Linked DNA regions of Homo sapiens: region 2 is linked to region 1. The links are chromatin loops, found by intact Hi-C in ENCODE. Cell type or tissue: PC-9. All regions are shown on one strand. Links, peaks and the distances in the headings refer to the core of each region. The heading gives the core; the rest is flanking DNA.

What was found. Peaks named below come from ENCODE experiments on the same cell type or tissue, not always from the same donor. Only the 100,000 strongest peaks of a DNase experiment are listed, where the experiment ranks them.
Region 2: it touches region 1 in a loop (11-fold over the local background); 22 of 110 quality-filtered maps call a loop at or near these places.

Annotation. Positions count from the first base shown.
Region 1 is chr5:72,266,178-72,274,044 of GRCh38, forward strand. All of the region lies in intron 4 of MRPS27 (mitochondrial ribosomal protein S27), which reads right to left. Among named protein-coding and RNA genes, the nearest start is that of MRPS27, 50 kb to the right of the region's middle. In PC-9, for the core only: CTCF peaks have their summits at 3,168 (motif pointing left) and 3,373; a DNase peak (open chromatin) is centred at 3,154.
Region 2 is chr5:72,122,388-72,130,254 of GRCh38, forward strand. The region is part of intron 2 of MAP1B (microtubule associated protein 1B); the gene reads left to right. Among named protein-coding and RNA genes, the nearest start is that of MAP1B, 19 kb to the left of the region's middle. RefSeq lists an enhancer at 1-394. In PC-9, for the core only: no CTCF peak of the experiment used is centred there; a DNase peak (open chromatin) is centred at 3,694; H3K27ac peaks cover 1,292 bases.

The DNA of each region.
Region 1 (7,867 bases), core at 2,158-4,657:
TAATTTGAAAGAGCACACATATCCAGATATGCAGCAGTCCCTTTATTTTCACAGAATTGAAAAGACATTCTCAAAGGCCTCCTTCTCTGACTTTTAAGACCCAGACTTTCCTTAGCTGAACCATCCGTAACGTGGTGAAGTAGGTATCTTTCTCCACCTCCCCCAAGGATTGCTAGATATAGTAAATACATGACTGCCCCAACTCCTAGCCTGAGTAAAGGAGTTAAACAGCAATCTTTCTAGGACAGGAATCTAAGTGAAGGCTGCCAAAGTGGCACCATGTGCTTTTTCATGCTCTACGTATCTACTGGCTGCTGGCCCAGTTCCTAGCTACAGGTAGAGAAATAACAAGGAAAATGTTATTGAACTACAGGAGAAGCAGCAAAGAAGATGAAGCCCATGCTGGGCGTGGTGGCTCACGCCTGTAATCCCAGCACTTTGGGAGGCCGAGGTGGGCAGATCACGAGGTCAGGAGATCCAGACCATCCTGGTTAACATGGTGAAACCCCGTCTCTACTAAAAATACAAAAAAATTAGCTGGGTGTGGTGGCACGTGCCTGTAGTCACAGCTACTCGGGAGGCTGAGGCAGAAGAATGGCCTGAACCCGGGAGGCGGAGCTTGCAGTGAGCAGAGATCGCCCCACTGCACTCCAGCCTGGGTGACAGAGCGAGATTTCGTCTCAAAAAAAAAAAGAAGATGAAGCCCGAAATGTGGTTACCACTAGGTTCATGAATCTTTTCTCACAGTAGAAAATATGCTGAATTTTATGGCTGCAGAGTCCCTAAATCTTCCCAAAGTGAGGCTCAGGGCTTCAGAGATGGCTATCTACAGAGCAGTGTCCCTTTGTATCTAAAGTGCTTCAACTTTTCCAGAGCACTTCTACATGTATGAGGTGAGTGATTCCTACACAACTTTATATGTTTATTTTAAAGATAAGAAAACTGAGGTCAGCAATGCTAAAGAATCTGACAAGAATCAGACTATATTCATTTTGGCATAACTATACGGAGTCTTCCAATTCCAATCTAGTGCTTACTGCTAACCACATGACTTCTCTGGACTGATATTCTAAGTTCAACCATGTAATTAATTTGAAACCGCCTAAAAATTTATCCTTATTTGCTCATTAAATAAGTTCATATAACATATGAACAGAGAAAGACAATGTATACACAGTCAGGATTTTAAATGGTATTAATTTGCTTATAGACTTCAGTCCATTGTTCATTCAACAAATATGATACTCTAAGTTCATCTATGTAATTAATTTGAAACCACCTAAAAATTTATCCTTATTTGCTCATTAAATAAGTTCAAACAATGTATGAACAGAGAAAGACAATGTATACACAGTCAGGATTTTAAATGGCATTAATTTGCTCATAGACTTCATTCCATCATTCATTCAACAAATATTTATTGAGGCTCAGCTATGTTCCAAGCACAGCTAAGTTCTGGGAATATAAAATCAAATAAGATATAACCATTACCCTCAAAAAGTACACCTTAGTTGGTGGTTCTCCAGAAATACATTTTGTCCAAAGTAAAAAATGCCTGCAGTCAAAATCAAATTTATGACTGCCAAAGATTCAGATATCAAAACAAATTAAAAAGAATCTGTGCTGCCTTGCAGTAATAAGATATAGAGGTCATTAAGAAAAAAAAAAAGTATGCTCTCAGATGCTGCCTTCCAAATAAATGTTCAGGGAACTTATGTGAATCACTGCAGAATACTTGGCCAAAAAGATCTGCAAGTAGAGCCCAAACAATTACTATTTGCAAAGAAAGGTAATACTTAGAAATGAAAATACAGAGAGAAGAATGATTTTTAGAGGCATTAAAAACTCCTCTCCCAGTGACTCCCAAACCCAACAAACATGTGCACCAAGATCAGCCTCAACAATTCCCCTCCTTGGTTTCAAACCTAAATTCTGTCCAGAGTTGAAAGCTAACTTTGTTTCTTAGGTGGGGAAAGAGCACCCTAAAAAGAAAAAAAAATTATAAGTCAAATCCTTAAAACATAAGAATTATAAATACAACAAACTTAATTTATCATTGCACTGTATCAGAATACAATCTTACCCTCAAAATCATTATCTTTCTTACAATCTTCTAAAAGTCCAGAGGCTTTATAGACTTCTACAAACAAGTAAAAACAAATACTCGGCAACATTTGCATTTATCCTTATTTTTCTCTTTGCTACACAAATGTTTCTGAATAGGAAGTAAAGTGTTTTGGCACCACTGGGGAAGGCGGTATGAACATGCCAGAAATATCAGTGTACTTTCAGGAGGATGAAACATACCAGTATAATTCTGTGATAATTTAAATTTAACCTGCTTGGAGGTCTGTGGAGCTGACAAACAATGTTTTTATAAAATTGAGTGATAATGGGAAATAAGTGCTCCTTCAGGCTTAGAGAAGAACCCCAAACTTCAAAAAATTATGGATCAAGGTCTTCTGTCATTCATTAACTGTTTGATTTTGGAAGTGTTTCCTCTTTGATTTACTTTCTTCTACAAAAGAGGAGCAAACATATCTGCCCTTGGAATCTTGCAGGTCTTATATGAGGATGATAAAAATGAGATGACAATGCACTCTTACATAGATACAAGTGATTATTATTTGACCTTTATTTTGATGTGATCCACAGTATCACTCTAATTGATAGGGGGTCAATTGAACTTTAGAGAGGTTTATTTATTCTCACTTCAATTTGACTAAGTATCTCTGAAGGCAGGGGGTTAGTGTAAACAGCTACTTGTACATCCACTTAAGGAAGCCCATTACTGAATGATGTAAACTAGTCAGTTCTGGGGCTAGCAGCTCAGATGGGGAGAAGGAGGGAAGGGAGGGAATATGCATCTGGTTTTCCTGTATGCTTGCTCTGATTACATTATTTGCAGGGTGCAGTATAATTCAGGATTGTTGCATATGAGTTTTCCTTGTAAAGTGGTTTATTTTCAGCACTGCCAGAAGGTGTGAACAGGAACTAAAATTGGCTGTAGCCACTGTGTACTAAGGTACAAGGCTGCATCTTTCCGAAAAAGGTACTTTTCCCTGATTATCTGTCTAGAAGAGGCAGTGTTTTTCTTGCTTGCACAAAGATGCCCTAAGGCTACCTGAGGTCCTGGTCACATATCTGAGACTTTCAGCCACCATCTCGCCCCCTGCTGGAGAAAGGGAGGAGGAAATGTATATTCAAACAGGTATCTGACTAATATTTCTAAAAATTAATGAGGCTGTTAAACATAGTTTGAGAAAGGAGGATAATGGAGGCTGAGCAAAGAATTGTAAACTTTTTCCTAAATATTAAAACATACTAGCAAGCTATAATAATTAAAACAGGTATGATGCTATTGAATGAAAGGCAGATCAGTGGAAGAGCAGAGAAAATTCAGAGACAGACTCAAACACAAATAAGAAATTAGTAAAATAAAGATAGCATATTATATCATCAGGCAAAGGATGGATTATTCAATAAATGGCATTAGGATAGCTGGGTAGCCATTTGTTTTACACACGTGTGGGGGATATGTGTATGCATGGATTTGTACCTCACACAAATCAAATCTAACTCCAGATGAATATCTAGGTGTTAAAAACAAAAGCATACATTTACTGGAGGAAAACAGAAAAATTTCTTGGGATGGATAATGTCTTTCTTAGTCTAATATAAAAGCCATAAAAAAAAAGATTGATAAATTCAATTACATAAAAAATAAAAATGTGGCCGGGTGCGGTGGCTCACGCCTGTAATCCCAGCACTTTGGAAGGCTGAGGTGGGCAGATCACCTAAGGTCTGGAGTTTGAGACCAGCCTGGCCAACATGGTGAAATCCCATCTCTACTAATAATACAAAAATTAGCCAGGCATGGCGTCACATGCCTGTAATGCCAGCTACTCAGGAGGCTGAGGCGGGAGAATCTCTTGAACCCAGGAGGCGGAGGTTACAGTGAGCTGAGATTGCATCATTATGCTCCAGCCTGGGCGACAAAAGAGAAACTCCATCTCAATAATAATAATAATAATAATAATAATAATAATAATAATAATATTAAAATGCCTACATAGCAAAAACTATCATAAAGCAAAGTAATAAAAAAAGAAAAAATACTCATTAATTAAAGGCTATTCCTTAAATCAGTAAGACAAGACCAATAACCTAGCAGAAAGACAGGATAAGGCAAAAGAAAGTCCATGGAAGTACAAATGACTCTTAAGCACATAAGAATATGCTTGTGAATTTATGAATTAGTTGAGTTAAAAAAAGAACATGCCAACCTCAGTAATAACAATATAAAATAAAACTACATTGAGAAGTCATATCTACTTTAAAATATTAATTTATAATTTAACATCTTCTTAAGAAAACTCCAGGCCCAGATAATACCTTCGGTGAATGCTATCAAGCACCGAAGAAACTCTTAAACAAACTTTCAGAAAATAAAGAAGGGAACATTTCCCAATACATTTTGTGACATTATACAATCCTGACGCCAAAACTACACAAGGCAACATAAGCAAAGAAATTTGGAGTCCAGTCTTACTGACAACATAGTGTTACTGAAAACTTAAAAAATTTAACAAATTAATACTACATCAGGACAATACACTCTTGGGAATTCATCCCAAGAACGCAAGTCTGGATTAACATTTGAAAACTGATCAAAGTAATACATTATATTAAGAAAGTGAAAAAGAAAACTCATGTAATTGTCTATATTTGTAGAAAAAACATTTAACAAAATTCAATGCCCATGTTTGATTGAAAACTCTTAGAAAACCAGGAATGAAAGGGAACTTCCTCAACCCAATAAAGGGCATCTATGAAAAACCTACAGCTAACATCGTTAATGGTGAAATATTAAATATTTTCTCTCTAAGATTGGGAACAAAGCAAAGACATGTCTGCTCCCACTACTTCTATTCAACATTGTATTGGAAGTCCTAGCTAGTGCAACAAGGCAAGAAAAATTAAAAGGCTTGAAATTTGGAAAGGAAGAGTAAATGTATTTCTCGTCACAGATAATATGGTTGGATATGTAGGAAACACGAAGGAATCTACAAACAATTACTAGCATGAATAAGTGAGTTAATCAAGCTCTCAGAATCTGGGTCAAGATACAAAAATCAACTCTCTAGCAGCAAGCAACTGGAAAGTGGAATTTAGGAAAATAATTTCACAAATAATAACATCAATATAACATACTTTAAAATACATTTAACAAGACTTGCAAATGCCTACACTGAAATTTATAAAATATTGCCGAGAAAAAAACAAAGGCAATCTTAAAAAACAAGAGTTAAACCCCGTTCATGTCAAGAAACACTCACAAATGGCCTAGGAATTGCTCTAGATTAAAAGAGACTAATGAGATATGACAGGTAAATATAATGTGTGATCCTGGTTTGGATCTTAGACTAAGAAAAAACTATGTTCATAAAGAGGATTAATGAGACAACTGACAAAATTTGAATATGGACTGTATTATAGTATTGTAATTCTGTTAAATGTTCTGATTTTAATCATTATATAGTAGTTACATGGGCAAAATCCGTAAAGTTCAAATAATCAGTATTAATAAATAATACCCATGAAAGTTAGCTGTCTATCAGTTAATAAAGTCATCTTTCTGCTTCTGAAACTGTTAAAAAAGGAGCACGTGCCAGCCATCTGCTGATATCCAGCATCTGTTGCAGGGCTCATAAAAATTATATATAGGCTCACACTGGGACACAAAACAGCCATCCAACGAATTATTTCTCCTCAAGCTCCAAAGTGCACAATCAAATAGCTCAGGAGTTATTTTAAGCTCTAGTTTTTACATTTTTCCCCTCTAAACAAACAAACAAACAAACAAACAAAGTAAGGATGGTTGCAATGAAACACTGGGATTCCCCCCCCATCTCCTGCCACATTTTAAAGATCAAGAAGTGAGGGTATAGATCAAGGGTTGGCAAACTAAGGCCTATGGGATACTTTAGGTCTGCGGTCTGTCTCTACAGCCTGTGAGCCAAGAATCGTTTTTACATTTTTAAAGGGGAAGAGCCATATCAGGCCTGATACTGTTATCCTTAGAAAGGTCTACTTGCAAGGTTGGCCCTTCACTGGTGTCTGGAAATTTGGATTTTGAGGACTTTCCCACCATTCCTTAAAACTGGTAAGAGTAGCTCATTGTGCATAAACTGTGTGAATAATGTGGTTTATGCTGAACACTTCTTTCCTTCTGGGATTATGGAATTTTGTTATGTGCTAGGCAGAGGATGCCTACATGACCAGCTCTCAGTAAAAACCTTGGACACTGAGTCTCTAATGAGCTTCCCAGGTAGACACATTTCATGTGTGTTGTCACAATTCGATACTGGATAAATTAAGGACATCCTGTGTGATTTCACTGGCAGAGGAATTCTGCAAATTTTTGCTTGGCTTCCTCCAGACTGCCCCTAACCTTTCCCCTTTGCTGATTTCACTTGGCTGTGAGTATGGCTTAGCTGCAAGTACGAGTATAGGCTGTGTCCTGTGAGTCTGCCATGGAACCTGAAGATCGTACTGGAGACTCCTGACACAGAATGGGTGAAGAAAAAAGATAGCAACGACTACAACAGAAACTGTGTGGCCTGCAAAGCCCACATTATTTACTATTTGGCCCTTTACAGAAAGTTTGTCAACCCCTGGTATAAATGAAACAAAGATGGGCTAAGGGTTGAAGGTAGGTATTGACACTGGGTAATGAATACATGAGTATATATACTATTTTGTCTAGTGTTATATATGTTTAAAATTTTCTATAATAAAAATAAGGCAAACTCATTCTAAAACTGTGTATCTTGTGATAGTAATAAATTTATTATTTACATATTAGATTTCTAGTCAACTAGGATCTTATAAGATTATCCAGCATTTTACTCCCATTTCTCCTGAGAAATTCAAGTCTTATCTCATCCCTGGAAGCTACCCTGTTCTTACATGATCACACCTCTCAGTGGATTGATCTAGGGGTAGTTACCTGGCCCAAGTAAATATATAAGCCTATCCTTCTTGCCAAAGTGGACCATCACTCAAGCTGGGCCACTGGTCCGGGATTTTTCGAGAAAGTGAGAAAAAATTAGCCTCAAATATGTTTAAGTAATTTTGTTTTTTAACAAATGTGAAAACTGATTATTTTCTGTGTGGTAAGAGAAGATAATAAAACCCTATAAAGTACAGTCATCCATTGCTTAACAACAGGATACGTCCTCACTCTCTGAGAAATGTGTTGTTAGTGATTTTGTTGTGTGAACATCACAGAGTTTACTTACACAAACCTAAATGGTGCAGCCTACTATACATCTAGGCCATACGCTATAGCCTGTTGCTCCTAGGCTACAAACCTGTACCGCGTGGGACTACACAGAATACTGTAGGCAACTGTAACACAATGGTTAAGTATTTGTGTCTAAACGTATCTAAACATAGAAAAGGTACAATAAAAATATGGGATAAAAGATATAAAATGGTACATCTATATAGGGCACTTACCATGAATAGAGCTTGTAGCACTACAAGTAGCTCTGGGTGAGTCAGTAAGCAAGCAGTGAGTAAACGTGAAGATCTAGGACATTACGCTACTGTAGACTTTATAAACACAACGTTTAGGCTACACTAAATTTATGGAAAGAAATTTCTCGCTAATAAATTAACCTTAGCTTCCTGTAACTGTTTTACTTTAAAAACTTAATTTTTTAGAAACTTTTGACTTTTCTGTAGTAACACTTAGGTTAAAACACAAACATACTGTACAGTTGCACAAAAATTCCTTATGATCTTATTCTATAAGCATTTTTCTACTTTTAATTTTTTTTAACTTTTTAAAATTCTTAGT
Region 2 (7,867 bases), core at 2,273-4,772, 140 kb before region 1:
AGAAGATTAGAATTTTATAGTGTACGCAGCATAAGGCATAATTCCTGCAAGCTTTACATCTTGGTCAACTTTCAAATTTCAGGATTCTTTATATCCAGATCCTCACATACAAGGGAATTTTTTCCCTTGGTGCAGGTGTGGCCAGCAGAAAGGAATAAAATGGCATTTCACTGCCATGTTCAGGCTTCCTCATTCCTCAGGGTAGTTAATAATGGGCTCTTTCAGACCACCCTAGAAATACCTATTCATCTCACTTTTTTTTTTTTTTTTTAAGAGTGGAAAGGATGTTTTACTCTGCTGACTGTAATGGCTCTCACGCAGTTCCTAATGGGCACTGTGGAACCACTCAGCATAGACAGGCATAGGCAGGAAGGTAGCAGAAAATGGGCTGCCTGGGCCCAGGAGCCATTTTAGGAGATGTCAATAACCCCTCCATTAAACCCAACTAAGTGCGTTCCACGACAGCTGCTAACCAAGGACAGCACCTCATGCTGAGTGTCACTGCTTTTGTCTTCATCTCCAGAGACCAAAGAGAGCTCATGATTTTTGTTAGTAGAGTTTTTTTTTAAAGGTTTTTTTTAAGTATGCAGCAACAGCAAACCATCAAGCAAGCACAGTCTCTTTGCTTTTTCTGCCTGCTTTTTGGTCTTCCTCTGGGGCAGTTTGTTCAGCACCTATGGTAGCCTACTAGAAATAATGGTGGAAGATGAAGAATAAAGCATAAACTAATAGATCACTTTAAAAGTGCCAAGTAATGTTTTTGAGTGCTTATTAATAAGAAAGCAACTGTAAGGGAATATTTGGAAGAATGAAGTATTTCCCACTGTTTATAATTTTGTTGGGAAAATAAGTCATTCACAGCTTTAAAATTCACTGTGTTTCTCAACAAAGAAAGAGAGTTTCTTTTTATTTTTTTAATCTCTTTTTGTTTTTGAGACAGGTTCTCCCCTCTGTCACCCAGGCTGGAGTGCAGTGGTGCAATTACAGCTCACTGCAGTCTCTGCCTCCTGGGATGAAGCTACCCTCTCGTCTCAGCCTCTGAAATAGCTGGGACTACCAGCCTGCCACTATGCCCAGCTAATTTGTTTTTTTTGTTTTTTTTTTAGTTTTTTTTGAAGATGGAGTCTCACTCTGTCGCCCAGGCTGGAGTGCAGTGGTGCGATCTCGGCTCACTGCAAGCTATGCCTCCCAGGTTCACGCCATTCTCCTGCCTCAGGCTCCCGAGTAGCTGGGACTACAGGCGCCCGCCACGACGCCCGGCTAATTTTTTGTATTTTTAGTAGAGACAGGGTTTCACTGTGTTAGCCAGGATGGTCTCGATCTCCTGACCTCGTGATCTGCCCGCCTCGGCCTCCCAAAGTGCTGGGATTACAGGCGTGAGCCACCGCACCCGGCCTATGCCCAGCTAGTTTTTAAATTATTTTGTAGAGAAGGAGTCTCACTCTGTTGCCCAGTCTGGTCTTGAACTCCTGGCCTCAAGCGATCCTCCTGCCCCCACTTCCCAAAGTGTTGAGATTACAGGTGTGAGTCACCCTGCCCAGCGTGAGAGTTCTCTTAATTTGCGAACTGTGTATATGTGTCAGAGAGAGAGAAAGAGAGAGTGTGTGTGTCTAATTCCTAAAGAAGAAAGGGGTGAAAATGGAGAGTATAATAAGCATTGCATTTTGATTGTTCAACCATGGGTTTAGTCACAATGACAAAGGTTACCCAGGTACCAGCACCCCACTCCCAGCTGCAACCCAGGACTAATTAAATGCTACCTAGGCAACGATCAAGTATCCCCAGACATCATACTCCAGGGCTTACCCCTTTTGTTTTCTCGGCTGTGATCTAAGGGTAATTTCTATTGCATGTGAAGTCAGATTTCCTTGGTCTGAGAGAAACGTGAGAAAGTAAGAGGTACTCTGGGGAAGCGCACTTAGTGCACCACAGGGACTGGAGAAATTAACATAAATACAAGACAATAATAATGTTATTTTAATAAACTCTTCTAGGTTAAAGGATTGCCTATAGTCAGGACTGGTGAAATTGATGCTTATAGAAAATGCAACAAGAGCGTCTACATGTGATTTAAAAATAAAAGTAAGTAATTAGGAATGAAAATTGAAAAGCTAGGGTAGTGTTTTATTGAATGTGGCTCCTCTCTGCAGTTGTACCGCACCTCATTTGAAACACTCAAGCTGAGGTTGCCTCTCAAAATTGCTGCCTTGCATTCCTGAGGGGTTAAGACGAAATATGAACATCCTGAGGACTGTCTTTGTTGTCATAGAGGGAAGTCCTCTAAACACGCACTTTGCCATTAATCTGGCCATTTCTTTCTCAATAAAACAGGTTTTCAATGGGAGCTGTGAGTAAACACGCCACTGTTGAGCATTGTGGCTCAAATTCAGATTTCTTGTTGGCTTCTCACGTGGATAGTGCGAGGAAGGAACAGCTATTCCCCTGAGGGAGCAACACGTTTTTAGTGCACCTGGCCCCAGGAACACTGCTCTACATAGATGTGGCTTTTTGGATCCTGAAGTGTATCCATCAATGGGAATGTCACATTTGGAGAAGTTATCCTTATTGCAATAAAATTAAAGATCAAATAAGTTCTGGAACCCAGGCGAACAATGCTTCCTTAGTGCAGAGCCATTTTGAGCAGTTGTCTCTTGTGCCTTTTAAAAACCTCTCACTTGGAAGTTTTGATGTGTGAAAGATGTGAAAACTGCCTAAGAGAATTCTTCCTCTTTTTAATGGAGCTCGATGCCTGTTTAGGGATGATGTAGCAACCGCTTTTTTATCTAGAATTCCAGATAGTTTCCCAGCTCAAATACTAGGAGTTTTTGGTGGTGCAATTCAATTGAAAGTGGTATTTGGTGTGAAGTTCCAGCAGCCCCACAAGATGCTCAAGTGCCTTGTAGTTAGTTTAGTATAATGTGCATATGTGTTTGTGTGTGTGTGTTTGCATACATGAGAGAAAGAGAGAGAGAGAAAACCTTATCTGTTCTCATCTATTATAAAGGAGACAATCCTTTCATTTTATATGGTATCTCCTTTTGAAGGTGTCCTGTTAGTGTCCTATTATCAGCCAATCTGTCATTAAATATTTATGTTCCTGCAGCAAGGCACAGTTCAGTTCCTAGCTCTGCAGGCCATAAGAAGACTTGTAAGTAAATCCTGTCTTCAGTTGTTTACAATTGAGTATGGAAATAAGATAACTAATGAAACAAGCCAGTCTATAATAAGTGCCAAATGAGAATTTTGCAAGGAGGTCCTTCTGTAAATTCTATTTGTTCAGGCTATTTTAAAAAAATCTGTGTGCATAAAAAAAGCATTAAAATAATATTATCCATGCAAATTGGGGCATAAATGCAACAGATCCTAATGCACTGAATCATCTTTGTGACCAGGGAATTTTGAATCCAGCCTGAATTAAAATATTTCCTAGTTTGGAGCTACATTTTAGATTAAGCCCATTAATTCAATGATGAAGAGTTAGAATCGATAATTTAAGAATTCACCCTTCTGAAATCATGTGAGAACAAAACTCCTGACCTGGATGTATAAGCTTAATTTCAAGATTGTCTTTATCTTTGAGTGCTGGAAAATTGTCCATTGGCAGACTCTGAAGACACTAGGGAAGAGATTGTGAAAGTGAAATGTTTTAAGGAAATAAATGTGAAGTAATTGTTTCACTGCCCTGAGGCTAGAATGGGTACTTTGGAGAGTGTCTGATTCAGCTGTCCCTGTGTTGAGGGAAGCAGGGAGGGGACACCAATTGCAAGCTGCTTTCCAGGACCCTTCCCCCTCCGGAGAGACCAGGAAGCCTGACCTAGTGCAGCAGCTCTGGGCCACACCTGAGAGCATTGTTGCCCATGGTGCTCCCTGAAGAGCTGCTGTCAGTCCTTTCCTTTTCTGTAAAATAAAGGGATTAGGCTAGATCAGGTCATCTTAACTTTGTTCTGCCAGCCATTAGTTCTGCAAAACATTAATAGTCAGTGGAAAAGAATTTCATGGTGACTTAAGTTTGAAAACTGTGACATACTCCATCTAATTTTTTGAGGAGGCATAAATTGTATGTGTATAAACTTGTTCAATTTTGTCTAACCATACATTTCCTTAGCCTATTTGACTAGTCACTTCTATCACCACTCTCTCCCATGGATCTAGATTCCTGTAAAACACAATCTGGGAAAGGATGGATTAAATGATTGCTGAGTCCCTTCCAGTTTTTTTATTCCATTATTCTATGAATTTTTACTAAATTGTCTCATCACTCGTATGTAGATGGGAGCTTGTCTTACTTCATTCAGCTTACAATGGCTTTTAATCCAGGCTTTAAAATATCAATGAAAGAATTTCATTTAGAAAAAACTGCCTGTCCCATCCATGAGTATTCTTAATTTTAGGAAAGATGCACAGCTTTATGACACTCAGGCTGATTTCCCAGTTTGGGAATTCTTGGCCCTGGCTTTTCCCACCTGTCTTTACCTTGCAGACAAACCAAACAAGACAAAATTTAATCATGTTTGCACAATGTCAAACACTTGCATAGAGACTATCCCCAAAGTCAGCTCATGGGTGTTTTATCTTCACAGTGCCAAATAGGAAATAGCTACATATGTTTCCCATTAAAATGAGAATTTCCATGTTGGTATCTGGTGTTGCATTGAGCTTCAGGTTAGCTGCTTATTCACTGATCTTTGGAAGGAGGCTGAAGATTGAACCTCAAGAGTTCTAGGGATTATCTGCAGGTTGAAGGTGTTAAAAGTCCCAGGCACATTGTTTGTTATCGCTAACTGCGGATGGCCTGAATTTTAATAAGCATGGTCAACTGTGCATATCTTGTCATGTGAACTACCAATTAGCACACCATAATTTAGCAAGTTAGTACATGCAGATATGAACACCCTTGGGAAGGAAGCAATTTTCGAATCAGATTATTACTGACAGTGTACAATTTACATGCAGGTAATCATTATCAGAAAGTCATGATTATCCAGAAGGAAAAGTGATTTTTGTGGTAATATATCTTTGAATGGCTGTTGATTTTTAATACCTTTAAGGTAAAAACTTCAATTTGTTCCATCCCTAATTTGATCATATTTGCAAAAAAGTGTTAATTCACTCATTAAAACCTAGGCGTCTGATGGGTACAGCAAACCACCATGGCACGTGTATACCTATGTAACAAACCTCCACATTTTGCACATGTATCCCAGAACTTAAAGTATAATTTTAAAAAAGTTAAAAAAAAACCTAGGTGTGATATTATGTGTTTACAACAAAGCTTACCAAGTATTCTAAAATAACAGAAAGAAATAATTTATGTACAATAACAACATTAATGATAATATATCCATGGATAATACGTTTTGGTTAATCAAATATTCTAGCTAATTGAGAGTTGCCAATAATCCCTCGTGGGATTATTATTTTTCAAAGTTGTAGAATCCAATAATACAGTCATTTCTTTTACACAAACACCTAAAATTTATCTAGAATTAACTTAGAATTTCCTAAACCAAATTTATACATTAGCCCAAGATATACTTAAATTATTTATAGAAGACATGAACTTACAAATCTGTTGTTTCTTCTCCCACCCAAATAGAATAATATCTTCAAAGACAGTCTTTTTTTAAAAAAGGACATATTGTTCCCCTTAGGTAGATACTGGCATTTTATTGAAATATAGTTCAAGAGACATGCATTCAGGCAAGATGAGTGCACACCGTGCTACCTACTTGGAACCCAAACTCAGAACAGTAGAATTGAATCTTCCTTGGAAGACTCAGGAGGAAGATCATCTCTCTGTGCCTCAGGGTCCTCATGATGAACCTATTGGTAATTATACTGTAAACATGAGGGTGTGCGGATTAGTAGCGATTTCTTATCACTGAATCATTAGTGAGCAAACTATTTATTTTGAGGTGGTGTCCTCAATACTAATATGATTGTGCTTCAATATAGAACAAGGAATATCCCTGGATGTTATAGTCCTTCTGAAAAAGAGTCATTGATTGCAGATATTGTTTTAAAAAAAAAAAAAAACACTCAAAACTGCTACAGAGAAAAAAGAAAGTGTGAAAAAAGAGACCATGGCTATCTTCTAGGTTATTCGAAGAAAATACCTGAGTTTGCAAGTATGCACTAGCTCACTGCATTTGCACTGTCCTGATGTGCATACAGTGGGGTGCACCCGCCTCTAAGTCCCAACCATTTTTTTCTTTCTACTTCCTGTATCCCCTTGCCTATGAAAACATAATTTTTATTTTATTTTATTTTTTGAGAAAGGGTCTCACTCTGCGCCCAGGCTGGAGTGCAGTGGCACCGTCATGGTTCACTGCAGCCTTGAATTTCTGGGCTCCAGTAATCTTCCCACCTCAGCTTCCTAAGTAGCTAGGGCTGTAGGCACATGCCAAGGCAAACAACTAATTTTATATTTTCATTTTTAAATTTTTGTAGAGACAGGGCCTTGCTAAGTTGCCCAGGCTGGTCTCAATCTCCTGGCCTCAAGCAGTCCTCCTGCCTTGGCCTCCCAAAGTGCTGGGATTACAGTGTGAGCCACTGCATTTGGCTGAAAACGTAATTTTTTAAATAGACAATTGCCTTCTCTGTTGCACCATCTCCCTCCAAATAAGCTAATAAACACAAGAATCCAACCAAAAGGTAAGAGAGATGAGAAGTGAGATTTTTTTTAAAGGCTTAATCACTTGTGCTTTAAGATTTATCTGGAATATCTTTAGATCCTAGGAAGAGACAAGGTTGTCTAGCTAATTGTGTAGCCATTTACATGTACATATGTAATTGTATGTGTGTGTGTATGTGTATGGCTTTGTTTTTATATTGTATCAAAATGTATTTCGCTTTTCAAGAAGCATTAGAAGATCCAAGTAAATAGGGCCGGGTGTGGTGGCTCACGCCTGTAATCCCAGCACTTTGGGAGGCCAAGGTGGGCAGATCACTTGAGATCAGGAGTTCAAGACCAGCCTGGCCAACATGGCGAAACCCTGTCTCTACTAAAAATAGAAAAAATTAGCCAGGCGTGGTGGCAGGCACCTGTAGTCCCAGCTACTCGGGAGGCTGAGGCAGGAAAATCTCTTGAACCTGGGAGGCAGAGGTTGCAGTGAGCCGAGATTGTGCCACTGCACTCTAGCCTAGCTGACAGAGTGAGACTCCGTCCTAAAAAAAAAAAAAAGTAAATATCTGTTGATGAAAAAACTGACACTTCCTATGGGTTTACCTCCTTTCCTTCCGTTGTTTTCTCTTTGGTATCCCTCACGCGTTTTCCCCTCTCCGCTGCAGTCACCTATTTCCCACTTGTTTTTCTTCTCTCCTTCTTCTTTTTCTTATTGTGTCCTCCCTGCCACCAGTCACAGGCTTGTGGTCTACAAATAATGCTGGTTTGGGTTTATTTTAAAACATCTAACATGAGATCAGTGCCTGCTTTTTAAAGAAGCATTACATTATGTATTAGTTATACAAATTATTAGACAATGTCTTATCTTTATTTTATTGTTTTACACATAGAACAGAGACTATTTGGAGCCTTTGGAATAACATTCCAGCGTATAAATATAAATGAAATAGTTTGGCAAATTAACTCTCTCCAGGGGTCATCTAGAAATATGATTCTGTCATCAGATAGAAATTCTATTGCTAGAGTCCTTTAGCCAGCAAATGGATTTTCTATGCTTGGTGAGCAAATTCATCACAAATTTGAAGCTAGTTACAAATAAAATAAAATAAAATAAATTAATTAAAAAGAAATTTTAAAAATCCCAACTTACAGTTTAAAAAGAAGAAAAGTGGAAAAAAAAAAAATGAACAAACAAAAAGACGAAAGGGCTTAAATTAAATAATCATAGGGATACATTGTTTA